Linked DNA regions of Homo sapiens: region 2 is linked to region 1. The links are chromatin loops, found by intact Hi-C in ENCODE. Cell type or tissue: HCT116. All regions are shown on one strand. Links, peaks and the distances in the headings refer to the core of each region. The heading gives the core; the rest is flanking DNA. Region 1 has its middle 8.4 kb from the start of DCTD. Region 2 overlaps TENM3 (teneurin transmembrane protein 3).

Region 1 (9,284 bases), core at 338-8,337:
ACCTGTAATCTCAGCACTTTGGGAGGCAGAGGCAGGTGGATCACCTAAGGTCGGGAGTTCAAGACCAGCCTGGCCAACATGGCGAAAAACTGTCTCTACTAAAACTATACAAATTAGCTGGGTTTGGTGGCACACACCTGTAATCCCAGCTACTCGAGAGGCTGAGGCAGGAGAATCGCTTGAACTCGGGAGGCGGAGGTTGCAGTGAGCCAAGATTGTGTCACTGTACTCCAGCCTGGGCGACTGAGCAAGACTGCGTCTAAAAAAAAAAAGAAAAAAGAAAGAGAAAGAAAGCAGGAAAAGCATTAATGCCATTTCCTAAGAGGAGAAAATGGCGCAGATATGAAGAAGCAGAAACAAGTTCCCATCGTTGTTAGGAGTAGAACTAGAATGTGACTCTTGTGACTTCCCTTTGCAGCTTCTCCTCTTTCTAAGGGAACCGACAGAGATCAGCAGGTACAGTAGTTGGAGCACACCATGCTTTCCCAGAAACCTCCAGTTCTTACTGGCTTCTGCCGAAAACAGTTACACCAAGAATGGGCTTTGAGTCCCCACAGCAGAGGTCCCTAACTGTGAGTTTCTAAATTCCTAGGATGTTGTTTATGGATGGGTGACATGTGACCCTCCAAAATCATGTGCCAACTGCATGTGTGTGCATAGTTCCAGGGACACTCCAGAGCTACCAGCAGATTCTCAAAAGGTCCCTCAAATGCTAAGAGCTATCACCTAGGTCAATCTTACACCTAAAGCTCTTGAGGCTTCTTCTAGCCTTTGCTCCAGGAAGAGATGCCGATGATGAGTGAAATTCCAGTATTTCAACTCCATGAGATGATTCTCTACACTGGAACTTTATTAGAATAAATACATGAGAAATTCCTAGTCTGCAGGAATGCGGAGGCCGTGCTTGGTGTCATCAGGGTAGGCAGGAGTTACTGTGGATAATGGATGAATCAGCTCTGAAAGAAAGAAGCTCAGTTCAGTCACTATCAGTGAGCCTCAAGCTTTGGCTTATGTAAAAAGCTCCTGGAGAGATTGAGAAAGCTTCAGATTCCCAGGCCTCATCCCAGACCTACTGACTTGAAACCTCTGAAGATGGAAACTTGTCATCTGTATTTTAAATGACAACCTTGGGTAATCCCGCCAGTTGTCCACACTAGGAGAAAAAGTGCTGTAAAGGGTGCTATTTTTTCATGTCAGGAACATCTCTTCTTACATATAAAGAAGTTTTTGGTTTTTTGTTTTTTTTTTTGAGACGGAGTCTTGCTCTGTTGCCCAGGCTGAAGTGCAGTGGGTGATCTCGGCTCACTGCAACCTCTGCTTCACGGGTTCAAGTGATTCTCGTGCCTCAGCCTCCCGAGTAGCTGGGACTACAGGCACGCACCACCTAGCCTGGCTAATTTTTGTATTTTTAGTAGAGACAGGGTTTCACCATGTTGGCCAGGCTGGTCTCAAACTCCTGACCTCCGGTGATCCGCCCACTTCAGCCTCCCAAAGTGCTGGGATTAGAGACATGAGCCACTGTGCCCGGCGGAAGTTTGAGGAATTTAAGAAATTATTATTAATTTAAGTAAAAACCACACAAGGGCAAATGCACAGCATAAACAAATAGTGCAATGAATTGTCACAAGAAAATACACGTGGGTAATCATCACCCACGTCAACAAACAGAACACAGCACACCCACCGCCACCACCTCACTCACTTCCCGATGGAGATTCCCTCCATTCTCTCTAGAAGTGCCCCTTGTTTTACCCATTTTTTAAATTTTTAATAAATTGAGTCATACGCTATTATTTTGTATTTGGTGGCAACAGGTTCTAGAAGCCACACCAGTTATTTTAACAGAGATAATTTAATATAATGAATTCCTAACTGGGTATTACAGAACAGAGAGAAAGAGACACTGAGGTATGTAGGTAGCAATGTCAGGGTGCAATTACCACCTCTAGGACTGGGGAGACAAAGGAAAGAAGCTGGAACTATTAAAATTGAGAACAGCAAGAGGAGGGATGCTGCGGAGTCAGAGCCCAGACCTCCAAGGGGATGCAATGATGCTTTCTTTGTGTGTGTGATGGAGGAAAAACGGAAAACAACCCATGCTCCAGGAAGGAGCCAGTCACGTCTTCCTCACAGCCTTGAGGCCTCCCTCTGGTGCCCCCTATTGGTAGAACCTAGCAGAGAGACAGCTAGAAAAGCAGAAATGTGCTTTGCAGAGTCCTAGTCTCAGCATTGCCAAGCAGAGAATAAAAGGATGGGCTTGAAGCAGGAAGACAACAGTTAAATACCTGGCACAGTGTCCCTAGCTCAGTATGATCTTTGTGAGATTCATCCATGTGACATGTACCAGAAGTTCACTTATTTTTATTGCTAAATAGTATTCTGTTGTATTAATACACCATAATTTATCACTTTATTGTTGATGAACATTTGGGTTGTCTCAGTTTCTTGACTATGATGAACAATAATAGAAAGACGTTTCTTGGTGCGCATGTGTGCACGTTTCTGTGGGCCTATGTCTAGAAATGGAGGATGGGTCGCAGAGGATGCATATATTAAACTTCACTAGATCAGGCCAGTTGTCCAAAGAGATTCTGCCAATGTGTACTCCCACTAGGAGTGTAGTAGACTTGTCAGCTCCTACTCATTCACATCAGCTCTTGATGTCTTCAGTCTTAAATTCTAGGCATTCTAGCCAATCTGATAAGGATAGTGATATATCATTGTAGTTTTAATTTTCTTTTCCTGATGACCAATGACTCTGAGCACATTTCAAACACGTTTATCAGCCATTTTGTGCCCTCTTTTGTAAAGTCAAGTTTGTCAAGTATCTTGCAAACTTTTCTGTAGGACTGTTTCTTATTGATTTGTAGGAATTCTTTATATATACTGAAGATGTCTTTTATCATTTCCATAATATGCTCTTTCTTTGCTATAACTTACCTTTCCCATTCTCTCAATGAAAAAGAAAAGTTCTTTTTTTTTTGTAGACGGAGCCTTGCTCTGTCACCCAGGCTGGAATGCAGTGGCACGATCTCGGCAATGAACCCCATTAGTGAGGGCTCCATCCTCCTGAACAAGTCTGTGTTTCTTTTGCTAAATAGCCTAAGAGCTCATTGTAGAAATTGTTCTAAATTCTAGAGAAATAAGGCGGGTGTGGTGGCTCATGCCTGTGGTCCCAGCACTTTGGGAGGCCAAGGTGTGTGGATCGCGGGAGCCTAGGAGTTCAAGACTAGCCTGGGCAACATGTGAAACCCTGTCTGTACTTAAAAAAATACAAAAAATTAGCTGGGGATTGGAGACCCGGTCCTAGAAGCAATTCTTATTATATGTATTTCCCTATTGCTGAATGTGATTGGATATATGCCTGCAAGCTTTTAAATTTGTGTTTCCATGAATTTCTAATGGATTTCCTAAATGATAGGAAGCCCTGTGAATTTGGGACCTGTGCCTTCCATCTGATTCAGAAGTCTTTATAAAGTCCTAAATAGTAGTCTTCCTGGCACCACTGTACATATTCCTTAGTGCCAGATTGGTTTCCCACAGTGCTGTTTTCTGTCTTTCTTTGTCTTTGCTTGGCTCTTCCTAGAGAAGTACACATTAAATTTTCTTTTTCTAAAAAAAAAAAAAAAAAAGCATTACCATAGGGTGGATAGCAGGAGGAGGGCTGATGTCCACCGATGACTCCCAGTTCAACCTGGGCCACAGTCAGCTGTTTGGACTACTGAGGCCACCACGTACTGACTTGCAAACTGGGATTCTGGTTCCTCATCACAGGACTCGGCAAACTTGACAACTAACTGTTGCCTTGGCTGGCACAGGCCACTGTGTTTGCACGGCCTCCCTGCCCATGTTTGCATGGCCCTTGAGGGAAGGATGGTTTTTACATTGTTAAATGGTTGAAATGAAACCAAGAAAAGAACAATATTTTGAGGCATGTGAAAATTAGACGAAATTCACATTTCAGAGTCCATAAATAAAGTTTGGTTGGCTATAGCCACTCTCATTTGTTGATGTCCTTGACAGCTCTTTACAACAGCAGAATTGAGTAGATGCACACACACTGCAGAGACGCAGAGACCGTGTGACCCTCGAAGCCTAAAATCGTTACTCTCTGGTCCTTTACATGTAAAGTTTGTAAACCCCTGCCTTATCTGGGGGCCAAAAGAAAAAAAAGAGAGATAATGATTCCTACACCAGAAGGTTTTTGTGAGGATTGAATGAATACTAGTGATAAAATAAGAGACTGTACCTGGAATATGTGGGTGCTTCAGAAATGATTTCCTCCCACCAAGCTTAGCAGCTGGCTCTTATCACATTCCCTAAACAGTTACATTTACAGCCAAGGTGGCTTTGGATCACAGCACAGAGCTTCTGCATGTCACACAGATGGACAGGATAAATGTACCTCACCGTCTACTCAGAAATACCCTTCATGAATGAAACTCCTAGAAATCTGCAAGGATGAATTTAAACCTAAATGCTTCCCCATGAATTTGAGAAACCTCTAATATCCAGTCTAGAAATCACACAGCTGAGTTTAATAATTTATAAGTGTTTTATGGGTAGCAGCACAATAGTTGGGAAAGGCAAGTTGCTCATAAACTGTTCCCCCAGATCCAGGAGATGTAGATTGCAGTGGAAAGCGACTCTACCTTGCTTTCCAAAATTAATCTTTAAAAAAAAAATTGAACTTTTTAGAGGTAGGGTCTCGCTGTGTTGCCCAGGCTGGTCTCGAACTCCTGGGCTCAAGCAATCCTCTCTCTTCGGCCTCTGGAATAGCTGGGATTACAGGCTCGGCAACAGCCCTTTAATTCTAAATCCTCTCCCCAAGTGACTCCCTGCTTCAGATAATTTTATGTTCATATGGCCACTAGAGAGCACTTTGAGACTAACAAACTTTGCTCTGTGCGCCCAGGCCTCTGCTGCACCCTGGTCTCCTGAGGTGGAGGGGCTGTGTTCCGCTGCTGCGCCATCTAGCTACCAGCGGCGGCCTCCAAATGGCTATCAAGGCTGATGGATGCATTTTGTGAAGCTTAGTGACCTGTGGTAGTGATAATGAAGTATTCTGAAGCTCAGATAACATTTTATTCTGTCACTATGGTTTTCTGACTTTAGTGACATCACCTAATTTGTACTGCTTTGCCGCGTGTTTCTCAGGCAAGCATTTCAGCCAGGGTCCCAGTTTCCTTATTGCTCCTACTCCCTTCTGTCAGATTGAATTTCTCTCAAAGAGAAAATATTGCTTGATATTGATTCCAGTGCACAAGATAATTTCAGGTTCTCACTCTATAGTTCATCCAGGGGCCCTGTTTAAAATCTTGAAGAGGTTTTCCAAGGCTAAGAGGCACAGTTCAAAAGAACAGTTCTTGAATGTGTTTAAAAGACCCTTGGCTACATTTTCTGATGTTTCATCAGCAGCTTGCACTGATACACTTTCCATTGCTATTACAACTGAACCATATCATAGGGAGCTGTACCAGCAAGACCATCAAGTTTTCTAAAAAGCTATAAAGCTTTCATGTTTTCTGGCCTATTTCTTACTGTGCTCTTAAAAATGTTTAGCTTCTGCCGAGCCAAATGTGTACCTCCAAAGGCAGACGCAGTGAAAAACTCTTCAAGTATCTCAGTGACTGCTGCAATATCTGTATATACAGCAGGAGGATGATTCTGTTTGGATGGAGGAAGGGGCAGTTCTCTGTGGTGTGCCCTGTGAATGAATCACACCGCCCTTCGGCGAGGCCCGTCAGCACTGGGGTCCAGCTACGGATGTAGAAGGAGAATCCACTTTCCTGACCACTGCTTATGAGCACTCCCCAGAGCCATTCCATTCTGGTATCATTGTTTGCATCAAGGAGAAATCAAAGTCATCAGTTCTAGCCCTGACTCCTCAACAGGTGGAGGCATTTATAAGGAGAGGTTTTCAGGGGATTTCTTTGAGGTTTTCAAAAATCCTAAATAATTTCTCCCTCTTTTGAATGACACTTGACTTTCAAGTAAAGAATATGCCTGCATGTGAAATGTCAGTTCTGTCTAATAATAACCTGCTTAATGTGCCACTGAAATCGCTAATCGAATTTGCCACCATTTTAATAAAATGAAGTTCTTTTCCTCTGTCCTGGCGCCTGGCTCCTAGAAGCTGGTTAGAACGGTCAGACTGTTACAAACAAAACGGATGGCTTCATAAGGAAATTACACTCTAAAATGTAAACTCACTATCTCGCTCTTTGCCGACACACGTCGTTGGTACTTTGCCATGAGAATAGCAAGGAAGTGAACAGGCTACTAACCAAGACTTTCAAGAAATATACTTCTCTAGGTTTCACAGGGAGCCATGAATATGAAAACTTAACGGAGTGGAAGGCAAGATAAGGAGTTTCCATGGGGACATGTGCATTATTGAGTAGATATGGCTAGTTTTCAGCAGCCAGACTTAGTTTTTAGCTATCAGTCTCTAACCCAGACCAAGCCACCTTCTTCTCCAGTCCTGGAGGGTGTACCACATGCTCCTGTTTCTTTATTTCATGTGATGCTTTTTTGTGTGTGGGTAATATGATGGTCAAACTTTATCTGAAAGGCAATGTTATCCCTGGGATTTCAACACGGGTCGAATAGTACAAAGCAGAAAGATTATCTACATGTGCATGTATGCATGTTTCTTTGACTGAAATTCCATGGTTCTTGGGGGCTACAATTTTGTTAAGGACATATGAACATTTAATATTTAGTGAATGCAAAGAAATGGCACTGACTCTGCCTTGTCTGGGCTTTGTTCCAGAAACCAATACAGATGGAGTCTTCTCCCTAGCTAGTGCAAGGCTCCGGTTAGGGCAACCTCTCATACTTAAGGCTGCGATGCTAGTAATTCTGCCTGAGCTCTCGCTCCATATGCAGGCTCCCATTCCTTGCAGCGAGTGTATCTCGCACTCCTTCCAAAACAGAAACTGGGGTATAAACACAACTGAATATTGTGCTAAGTGGAAGTAATAATAAAGGGAACAGGAAAACCCCTGCCTTTATAACCTACTTCCTAGGTGGGAAGAAGGGGCTTTTTTAGGTAGAAGACACACACACACACACACACACACACACACACACACAATCATATTCTGCTTTGGGACAGCTCTCTTTTATTGTTGTCTTACATCGCCACTTAACCACTGAATCTTGGGTAACCTATTATGTAGTTTGATCTTCTCTCCGGCAAAGAGAGGGAGAAGACTGATGCGGCTTTCTTTACGCCCCTCGAAAGCTTGGCAGAGTGCCTTCCACAGAGAGGCTCAATAAACAGTTGTGTTTTGATTCATGGACTGCAAAGCTGGACATGAGCAGTGTGGCATGAGGAAATCTCACCAGAGCAGCCGTGTGAATGGGAGCGAGCCAAGTCATCTTTCTGGGCCACTATTTCCTCATCTGTAAAAAGAAGGGGCTGGACTCAATGATTGCTAAGGTCACTTCCCAGCTCTGTAAATTCCATGCTTTTAAAAAATGCTCGGATCCTGAAAGAAGACCATCTTCTTGGGTTTGCAGACGAAACAGCCCGGGGTGTATTTATGTTTGACCTCCTACCACATTCTGACTTTCTACTCTAATGAATCCTGGTTTATTCTTCACTGAAATGGCTCGGCTCCAGGAGCCCTTGGTGTGATTCTAACACAGTGTAGATATCGATTTTTCTTGCAGGTTAGTGGTTACTGTAACCACCACACTATTAGATCTCTCTCATTCTCTTAGGGATGATTTCATGAGGGCCGTTCCACTCCCTTTGGTTGATATTTAACTCAATCCAGGGCTAATTTGAAGATAGCATTACTAGGATCATGCTTCATGGCTGAGAGCTCCCTACCTTGTATCACTTCAAGTTGTCTATCAAACACTGCAGCAGACAGAGGTTCATCAGAAATGGGGCCTTTGGAGAACTCTGGCCTCGGTACTGCCTTGTTGCTCTCTGTCAGCTCTTGAATCAAAGCTTTGAATTGCTTACTGTGAACAGTGTCAACAGTCATTCACATAGGATAGGGTTCCTCCCTTATTTTGTTTGCTCCTGACTGTGGAAGATGACTTTTTCCCTCATGGCATTAACAACAGATTGTTGTTGTGGTAGGATCACAGGTGTTATCTTCAATATACACATACATGGTGTGCCACAATACTAAAATGTTAATTTGATTCGCGCCTTCTCCTTTCAGAGGTTCACACCCAGTGAGCTTTCCAGTTAGCTGAGGGAAGGCGCAACACGTCAGGCAGGTTATGATGGCCATTAGCTCCCAACTACAATTTCACAGGGACTTTCATTTACAATGGTTCTTAGGCATTCACCTTGCTACACCAGTTAAAATACACACTGCAAAATGAGTGGTGACTCTGATGTCAATAAAGAATTCTATATCCAGAACCGTAATACCTTGTTGATTACCCTTTAGGAGGTTCCTTGGTGACCCCAGCGTAGAGGGTGTAATTTAATGAAATCATTAACATTTCTATAAAGCCAACAATCTGATACATTCTCTTCAGGTTAGGCACTTTCACAGAATAGCGTAAGTGACTGTTCCACATGAAGCATTATCTTTTCTTGTACAACACTGAAAGCTTACATGCTGCTTGACAAATGTGAATTTTAAAAAGTAAGAATGATTGGCACTTGGTAACTTACACAGAAATAGAAAGTGGTACGAGAAAATTGCCCATTTCTTTTAGATTTAATATGTTTTTTTTTCTTTTAAGAAGCAATAAGACATGTAATTTCCATCCACTTCAACCAGTTGTGTATGAAAGAGGCTACAAGTTCAGCTCTGTAGAAGCAAAGAAGTCATGGGGAGAGGCATCACACCAGGAAAGAGGAGACAGCCTTCCCCTCCGCCTTCAGCTCTGCTGTACGAGAGATGGTCATTTTCAGGCCAAGCCCCAAATCCTAGGACTGAGATCCATGCCTCCTTAAAATGATACTGTTCACTCTTGTTTCCCTGACCCACCAGCCCCAATGTCTCACTTATCAAATGTCTCTCCAGGTCTATGAATTGCAAGGAGAAAAAGGAGGCGGATAGGGAAGTAGAACCAGAGTTCACAGACAAAGACTTCTCTCTATGAGTTAGATGCTCCAAACAATTTGGCATAGAACAATGATTTTCTATTAACTCATTTATTTAGTCAACAAATATTTATTAATAAAAAACGGCAAAACACCCAGCTTTGTGCATATGCCATGTTAACATTTCCTTATTGATCTTCATTGAAAAAAAAGATTTTTTTTTTTTTGAGATGGGGTCTCCCTCTGTCACTCAAGCTGG
Region 2 (9,284 bases), core at 377-8,376, 280 kb after region 1:
TGTGACACAGCAACATATAATAAGTTCATTAAATGTAGAATAATTTCTTTCCAGTCTTGCAAAGAAACCAGCCACATGAGGATAGACATATTAATGCCAAAGCTGAACACCAATATACTAGACAAGAAACAAAGAGGAAGACGAGTTAGGGGAATGCTTAAAGGGAAATAATTTATTAACCAGATGACAGAAAAAGGCGTCTTCATCAGGATGCTCTGAGATATAAAGTATTATGATATTTTGCAAAAAGTCAGAGGATACCAAGGCCAAGACATGTACACACACACACACACAGAAATAATATAAAACTATTTGTAACGTAAGTGTACATATGTATGTATACGCTTTTCTAAGTGTTTATATTGAAAAAATGGAATTCTCTAACTACTTAAATTCCATTTTTAATTCAGAGCCAATTGATTTCAAAATCTTTGTTAGCTCAAAGTGCAAATTCTTAAAGGTTTAGAGAAAGGGCAACCAGAGAAAAGGTCAATAAACTATAATCCTTTAATGTGCTTTGCATTTAAATGCTTTTATAATAAAATTAATACAGTGTTCCAACTCCACACGCAAGTTGAATGAAGAAAACCTAATAAACCCAAGGTAATACAAGAGATGATACACTGAATTATAATCTATTTGCAGACTAAAAATAAAACTCAATATACATCTGCAGAAGGGAAAGGCAGAAAAGCCTAGCCATCAAATCAGAAGGCAGAAAATCATATTATTCCTGTAATAAAAATGTGAATTTTCAACCTTTCAAGTAAATTAATTGAAAAAAACTTATAAAAAGATGATATCTGTAATTTCGAACACTTTTCCCTGTTCCATCTAAACTAGATGTAAGCATGGGTAAAAATAAATTTATGGAAAAGGGATGTTAAAAGAGAAACACAGGATACATAATTCTTTCGCTTACCATTGTCTCCAGAAGGTAATGACACAGTGTTTGTTGGCATGGTATCAGAATTCACTTTTCCATTCTCAAATGTGTCATTTTCAGTCTGCTGTAGCTGCCAGTTGAGGCCAAAGAGATGCATTGCTGGGGGTAAAGAACACAAGTTGTTTAAAGATCTGCTGCCTTCAGCTACAACGGCAATTGCTAAGCATGTTTAAAACAAGAGTCATATGTAAAGTTACAATTTCCATTTTCTGAAATACCAAGGATAACTGCGCAATGAAAATTATAAAACAAAGAGTTCCTCAAACAAATATAATTTACATAGCAATGCAGGGCAATATGGTGGCACTTCAATAGTGATTTAATACTATTCACTTCATTGGTACCAGGAAACTCTTAGGAATCAATCATTATTTGCTCTAATTGAGTTCCATTTTTCACCATCTTTTAAGTAACTGGTAGAACACCCTATAACAGCATTTGCCACTTACTAGACCACAGGTCACTTGCAAATTTATGCTACTTTGCTGCAACACCTGTAGATTCTTAAGAGACATGATCCTCTACCTTTGCGTTAAGGTAAACCCAAAAACTTGTCTCACAGATGAATTTGTTGGTACATGAAATTCAGCTGTACAAAATATAATCAAATTTGAATATTCTAAATTTGGGATGAGTAATTTTTGAATTGACGACAAACAATTTAATAATGGTACAGATTAAAAAGCATGTACATGTGTCAGGTAATTTCATGTGAGTTTCTGATGTGGGTAAAATAATTTCATAAATTTATATTTAATACATTTATTAAAATTTATGATTATGTTTACTAATTTGCTTTATTTTAAAAAATTTAAAAAATAACTAGAAGACTATACAACTATAAACATAAGTTTTAAATTCCAGACATAATTTGAAATGTGAATACCCTGTGTATTATTTTTCTTAATTTATCAATGCTATTTAGAAAAATGTGTCGCTGTCATACTCACCTAATATACTAAACATTCATTTGTGCTGCACAGAATATAGTTTAGGAACTAACCCCTAAGGAAGGTTAAATATTTTTAGGGAAACCCAGTGATGGTCATATTACCATATCATGAAAGAGAACTTTTTTTTGATATTTTTAGACATTATTTTACTTACTGTATGTACTGGAATTTACCAGCGCAATGGAGGAAGAATAAGAAGGCAGTGTGATGACTACCACTGTCAAAAAGCCCTTCAGATCCAATACATAAAGTAACGGCACTGACCTGCTACAGTACATGGAGCAGGGGCTTTGGATGCAGTCAGACTTTGGTTCAATCTTCAGTCTAGAATTTAGCCTTGGATAAATTACGTGATATTGTTAGAAATTAGGTTTATTTTTAAAAGGAGGTTTGTTACAACCACCTTATTTAATTTAAGCTCAGGTGAGAAGGTGTAGGCCAGAAGATTCTAGACAGGGCATATGAAGGAGAGCTGGCACAAAGCTGGACAGTTCTTACTGCTGAGGTATTTTATTTAGTCTGGACTCCAGGTTACCGAACTATTTGGAGTCACCTGACTAGACCACGGCACCCCTCAATAAACAGTCCCTTCTGTCTGCAATGCTTCTCCCTGACAGGAAAATACCTGTGCATCCCTCATACCCTGACTGGGTGAAGTGTTTTTCCTAAGACTATTTTAGTTGACTTTCGTATCTCATTTATAAGACATATAACTTTGTATAAGGATACAGTGCCTGATACCTAGTAGGTCTCAATAAGTATCTGTCAAATAAATGAATTAAAGTTAGGAATATTCTATTTTCTGAGATTTTAAAAATCTAAGAAAACACTGTGTGGATAAAATATAGTAATTTAGAGAAAAAGTTAATACATAGAAAACAAATGCGTAAGGCTAAGAGAGGAGAACATGTTAGTAACGGATGAATGACTGCTTTACTATAATGCTGTCTGAAAAGCAGTTGACTGAAAGTCTACTACTACTATATGTAATTAACTAAACTTTAAAAATTTGGTAGTTTTAGGATATTCTATTAACAGTCCACATTCTTTTGTTAATAATACCTGATATAAAAGCATGCTATAGTAAGAAAGATACCAAAAATAGGTAGATAGCGACATCTACCCTGTATATTTTAAATAAATGTATATAGTCACACTCCCTGCTAAAGTTGTCCTTGGCCAGCAATTCCTCTTAAACTCTGATTTTCTTTTTTTTTTCTGAGACGGAGTCTCGCTCTGTCACCCAGGATGGAGTGCAGTGGCACGATCTCGGCTCACTGCAACCTCTGTCTCCCGGGTTCAAGCAATTTTCGTGCTTCAGCCTCCCGAGTAGCTGGGACTACAGGCGCACGCCGCCACGCCCAGCTAATTTTTTGTATTTTTTTTTTATTACAGACGGGGTTTCACCGTTCTGCCCAGGCTGTTCTCGAACTCCTGAACTCAGGCAATCCGCATGCCTCGGCCTCCCAAAGTGCTAGGATTACAGGCTTGAGCCACTGCGCCCGGCCTAAACTCTGATTTTCACGGATTAAGATATAGGTTATAGGATTCTTCAATTTACAAGTTGTCATCATGTAAAAAGGTATAACTTCATGTGTCATTCTGCATTAAATTGCATAGTGTTTGACTTGCTAAACACTTATCACATCATACATTTTTCAGGGTTTCAGATGCTTCACGAGTTTTGAACAAAATAATGGGAGCTTAGTTTTGCATAGAGTAAAATGTTTGACAGACACACTCTGGCATAGCAGCAATAAATATTCCAAGAGGGTCAAAGTTTCCACACAAAATAATTTGTCATCATTGTGATCTTTTAACATAAAAAGTCTTCTTGCCTGATAGATTTGCTCACATTATCGGTTTTAATGGATTTTGAAGAGTAGACATAATCCATGGGATCATGCGCAGATGTCATATGTTAGAAAGTAATGTAATGTTTATGTTGGGAGAGCTATTTTATTTTTTGCCAGATAGGCAACAGCTTTGTTTTATATATATATATATATATATATATATATATATATTTTTTTTTATTACAGAAAATCTCAATAAAGTGAGATGCTGGTTCTACTGAAGATGCTATATAATGAGACTCATATCCAGAAATATTATCTCTTTAATACTGCATTGAAAACAGAAACCAATGAGTTGTTTGGTCTTAGGATATTATCTACTTTGAAATTGTTGGTGTTTCGTATTTAGTGATGCCCTTGACTCTCATTATGCATAATTTAAGATATTCATACGAATGCAGGGTGGTAGTGGGGCTGACTCTCCAAAGTTAGAGAGAGGAGAGAGAGAGACGAGAAGAAGGAGAGAAAGGAGAGAGGCAGGCAGCAAACTCATGAAAGTCAAGAATGCTACAGAAATTACTGAGCAGTGGTGTAATAAAACTAAATGGGGTATCTGGCAGAAAAAAAGGGAAAATTCGCCAAATAAAATACATCTGAAAATAAAGAAGGGTAAGTCCAGTTCTTCAATGCCTGAGTTGGAAAGCAGAACTGAACTCATGGAAAAGCATTTGCTGCCACTATTCATGGATGGCACAAAGGATCCTTGGTTTAGGCATGTCCCAGTGTAGGGTGTGCAGACAGTGGCAAGAAGAAGCTGGGGGCGCTGTGCTCTTCTGAGTCCCTCACTGCCCTGGGTCTCAGGTGAAGACGTACAAGCCAGGAGTGATACCAGGCATCCCCGGCCACAGACATGGTCCTTGTGCTGGTGGTAGAACATCATGATGCAATATGCATTTCAAACCAGTCATTGAACAAACACTGTGTGTCAGGAACTGTACTAGTACTTCATTGGTATTATCTCTAATCTTCACAAAGGTTCTGTTGAATGGTTATTATGACTTATTTTTTTTCGTTTTAAATCCAAGAAAGTGGAGATTAGTTGAGAGTTTAAGGTTGTTTGAGAGTTTGCATGCAGTTTGCAATGGATGTTAACCTCAAACCCCGACCTTCTGATGACAAAAGATGTATCACCACATACCTCTGTATTCTACCAGAGGGTAGTGGGATGTGAAAATCCATAGAGAAGGAAGTGAAACACAGCTTGTGTGGGGGCCACAGGCTACGATAACACTTCTCTACTACATCCAAAGACACTGCAGGCTGGGGCAGTACTTGGGGGCTGGGGCCGAGGATATCACTAGGTGACATCTGTGTGTCCTGGGCACCATTCTACGCAGCACTTTCCCACTATTCTGTCTAAAACTAAAGTTTTACAGTAATATGATGATGATAGTAATGAAATTAAGAACAGGCTATTTTGTTTAACTCCAAGATTCTTAAAAAACAACAACTTAAAAGTTACAAAAGTACAAAAGTAAGCATTATAGTTGTGAACTTTAAGGTTACAGAAATAATCATGTAGATTTAATCATGAAAAATTTTTATTTCTAGTATTATGCTTCTTAGTTTTATGTCACTTCCATGTATTTCTAGGTGAATATAATAGTGAAAGTGCCTGGATTCATATCCAAAATGTTATCCAAGGCAGAATGAAATTTGTAGATGACAGCAATACTGCCTATCTGAGATATATATTTATCAGTGTGTTTTTCACAATTTAAAAAACCTTGAAGTCCATTATCTTCTTTTTTTGTAGAAAGAATGATTATATTTGCCCCATGAGGTAAATATAATAAGAAGTTGTCCAAATGTTAAAACTAGTAAATACAAGATTTTTACCAACTATAAATGGGAGTATTTTGCAAGACAATTTTTAAGTTGGTTGTCTGGAATTGGGATGTATTTTCTCATATTAAAAATCTCAGAAATGGTGGTGAAGTCCCCAGTGCATCTACAAAAGTCTGTTTGTATACCCCATAGAAATATGTATCCACATAGTAACAAAAGGCATAAACAACAATATTCACAGAAGCATTATTTGTAATAGCCCCAAACTGGAAACAACCCCAAACTGGACATCTGCCAGCAGTAGAATGGAAAAACAAATTATAGTGCAGATATACAATGGACTTCTACACAGCAGCATTAGGGAATGAACTGCTGGCAGACACAACAATATAGATGAATCTCACAAGCCTAATGTTGGGCAAAAGAAAGCAGTCACACACAAAAAAGGGAATACTGTATAAGTTCATGTATATAAAGTTCAAAGGCAGGTAAAATCAACTGAGAAGAATGAAAGTCACCATGGTGATGACCTCTAGGAAGGAAGGAACAGGTAGTGGCTGGCATAGTCCCTAGAGGTTTCTGGAGTGCTGCTCACATTCTATCTGGGAGGTGGTTCCAATGGTGTGTTCACTTATTGCGATCCATATACTTTTCTAAATGTATATTATACTTAAATAAAAATTACTTAGGCAGGGCGCAGTGGCTCACCTCTGTAATCCTACCTAGCATTTTGTGAGGCTGAGGTGGGCGGATCACTTGAGGTCAGGAGTTTGAGACCAGCCTGACCAACATGGCAAAACCCAGTCTCTACTAAAACAAAAATTAATCAAGTGTAGTGGCAGGCGCCTGTAATCCCAGTTATTTGGGAGGCTGAGGCAGGAGAATCGCTTGAACCTGGGAGGCGGAGGTTGCAGTGAGCCAAGATCATGCCACTGCACTCCAGCCTGGGTGACAAAATGAGACTCTGTTTCAAAAAAAAAAAAACAACTTAAAAGTAATCCATCTAACACCCAGCATAGCTAAAAATAACATACATTTTTTTACCCTCCCTAAATCTTCGCTAAAAGTGGTTTCCTCCATAAGGCTAGCAGCCTTTCCTTTCATGATGTTGCAGGTGAGTCAACTGTGATGGTCTGTGCTCCAGCCCGAAGAGGTAACAAATAAATGCAGATGCAGAGTGAAGACAGTACAGAAGAAGGGCACATGACTCCACCAGGTGGGAGGAAAAGGAAAGAGTGAGGAAAGACTTTCCTCAGTGCAAATCTCAGGAAGTGCAAACTTTAAGGAGGAAAGCAATACGATTAAACAAATTCATGTATTGTGGTGATGACTGTCAGCTCATGGCCCTCCCAAATTGATTTTTGTTTAAAAACATTATGATTTGTCTTGGCACAAATGTAAAGAAATGGAAACCCTTGTGTGCTGTTGGCTAGGATTGCAACATTTTGTTGCAAACACTAGGGAAAACAATATGGTGATTCCACAAAAAAATTAAATATAGAAATACCATATGATCCAGCAATCCCACTTCAGGCTACATACCCGAAAGAACTGAAATTAAGGTCTTGAAGAGATACTTACACACTCATGTTCTTACCAGCACTATTCACAATAGTCAAGAGGTGGAAGCAACCCAAATGCCCATCAATGGATGAATGGATAAAGAAACTGTGGTATATACACACAATGGAAGAGTATTCTGCCTTAAAAAGGAAATATTGTCACATGCTATAGAATGCGACATGCAAACCTTGAGGACTTCACGTTAAATGAAGTCAGTCAGTTATAAAAATACAAATACCGTATAATTCCACTTGCATGGACTATCTGAAGTAGTCAAAGTCATAGAATCTTAAAGTAGAATGGTGATGACCAGGGTTTGGGAGGATGGAGAAATGGAGAGTTGTTGTTTGATAGGTACAGAATTTTAGTTTCATACTATAAAAACATTTTGTAAATCTGTTGCACAACAATGCTAATCCTACTGAGCTATACACTTAAAAATGTGTAAGACGATAAATTTTATGTTGTGTGTTTCTTACCAGAATTAAAAACAAAAACTATTATAACTTGTCACCCTGCAGAAAATCGTTGTTGTTAAGATGAAGAAATGGGACTGTGACACAAAGTCGGAAACTTAACCCAGACGGTATGAAGTGACCAGCATCTTACTGTATCTGACTGTACACTGAAGGTCTCTGTGTTTGCTCCTTCAACTTAAGCATGTTTACAAATGGTTTAGAAGAGATGAAAAAGCAATGTTTGGGGTATAAATGTCATGCTTACTTACAGAATCAGGATTTTCAAGGGTTTCTTAATTCTGATATCTTTCAAATTTTTGCTTAATTTCTCTCCTTCCCTTTACTACCAGGTATCTCAAAAGAAGAGACCACAATACATACTTCCTCAGCACACACTTCTTTTCTCCTCACTTTAACTGATGTTCCTCATTACTGTACTAAAATCTTTCTCACAATGGTTATGGGTATCTCTTTTTAAATTTTTTTATTTTTATGTATGTATGTATGTTTGAGATGAAGTCTTGCTCTGTCACCCAGGCTGGAATGCAGTGGCGCAATCCCGGCTCACTGCAGCCTCCACCTCCTGGGTTCAAGCTATTCTCATGCCTCAGTCTCCTGAGTAGCTGGGGTTACAGGCACCCGCCACCACATCCAGCTAATTTTTCTATTTTTAGTAGAGACGGGGTTTCATGATGTTGGTCAGGCTGGTCTTGAACTCCTGACCTCAAGCAATCCACCCGCCTCGGCCTCCCAAAGTGCTGGGATTACAGGAGTGAGTCGCCATCCCCAGCTGGTATCTCTTAAATTGCCACATCCAGTAGCCTCGTGCCAATATTCATCCTGTTTACATCTCAAGAGTACTGGGCATTATTAGCCACACATCATCAATACTTTATTTTCCTTTCATAATTCTCCTGGTTCTCTTCCCAGTTCTCTGCTGGTTCCCAGTTGTTCTCCTTAAATCATTTTGTGGAAGTCTTACAGGCTATTCACAAATAACTAAGTTCTCCTGGACATATATTGGAGTTACTCTTCCCTGCTCTTCTGAAGCCTTATAACTTTGCTTCAGATAAAGAAATGTGGGCAAAAGTAGTATGTCTTACCTCTGTGAGGAAGATTTAAGAACCAATATGTAATGTGTTGCATTCCCATGCAGTAATCATGCAAATGTGCTGAGTACTGTTTCTGTTAAGTCTAGGGCCTTGAGTGAGCAGAAACCCCTTGACAAGAACCACCCTGCACATGTAGCTTAAGCAAAAATAAACCATCATGTTAAGCCACTGTAGTAGGTAGCCTCTGAGATGGCCCCAGATAAGCCCTGTCTTCTGGTATTCACGCCCTTGTATCATCTACTCCCCTTGAGTTTAGGCTTGATTTAGTGACTTGCTTACAATGGAAAGCATATGGCAGAAATAATGCAATGTCTCTTTTGAGCTTAGGTTACGAAAGACTTCAGCTTCTTTTTTGGTTGTTCTCTCTCTCTTTTGGACTGCTTTCCATAGGGAAAACCAGCTGTCATATTATGAGGCAGCCTCATAAAGAGGCCCATGTGGTAAGAGACTGAAGTCTGCCAAAAACCTTGTGTGTGAGCTTGGAAGCACATCCTGCAGCACCAGCTGAGCCTTCAGATGAAACAGCAGCCCCAGTCTGTAGTTTGACTGTAAACTTAACCTTACAGACTGTGAGGCAGAGGCACCCAGCTAAGTTGGGCCCAGTTGCA

What was found. A loop is a pair of places that touch in the nucleus more often than their neighbours do. Peaks named below come from ENCODE experiments on the same cell type or tissue, not always from the same donor. Only the 100,000 strongest peaks of a DNase experiment are listed, where the experiment ranks them.
Region 2: a loop joins it to region 1, with 2.9 times the contacts of the local background. A loop is called at or near these places in 5 of 110 quality-filtered maps.

Annotation. Positions count from the first base shown.
Region 1 is chr4:182,921,109-182,930,392 of GRCh38, reverse strand. No RefSeq gene overlaps it. Among named protein-coding and RNA genes, the nearest start is that of DCTD, 8.4 kb to the right of the region's middle. RefSeq lists a silencer at 4,828-5,030. In HCT116, for the core only: CTCF peaks have their summits at 2,126 (motif pointing left) and 4,944; a DNase peak (open chromatin) is centred at 4,902.
Region 2 is chr4:182,645,532-182,654,815 of GRCh38, reverse strand. TENM3 (teneurin transmembrane protein 3) reads right to left here. Exons shown (of 28, transcript NM_001080477.4): 6 at 923-1,045. Among named protein-coding and RNA genes, the nearest start is that of DCTD, 270 kb to the left of the region's middle. In HCT116, for the core only: a CTCF peak has its summit at 4,521; no DNase peak of the experiment used is centred there; H3K27me3 peaks cover 1,352 bases.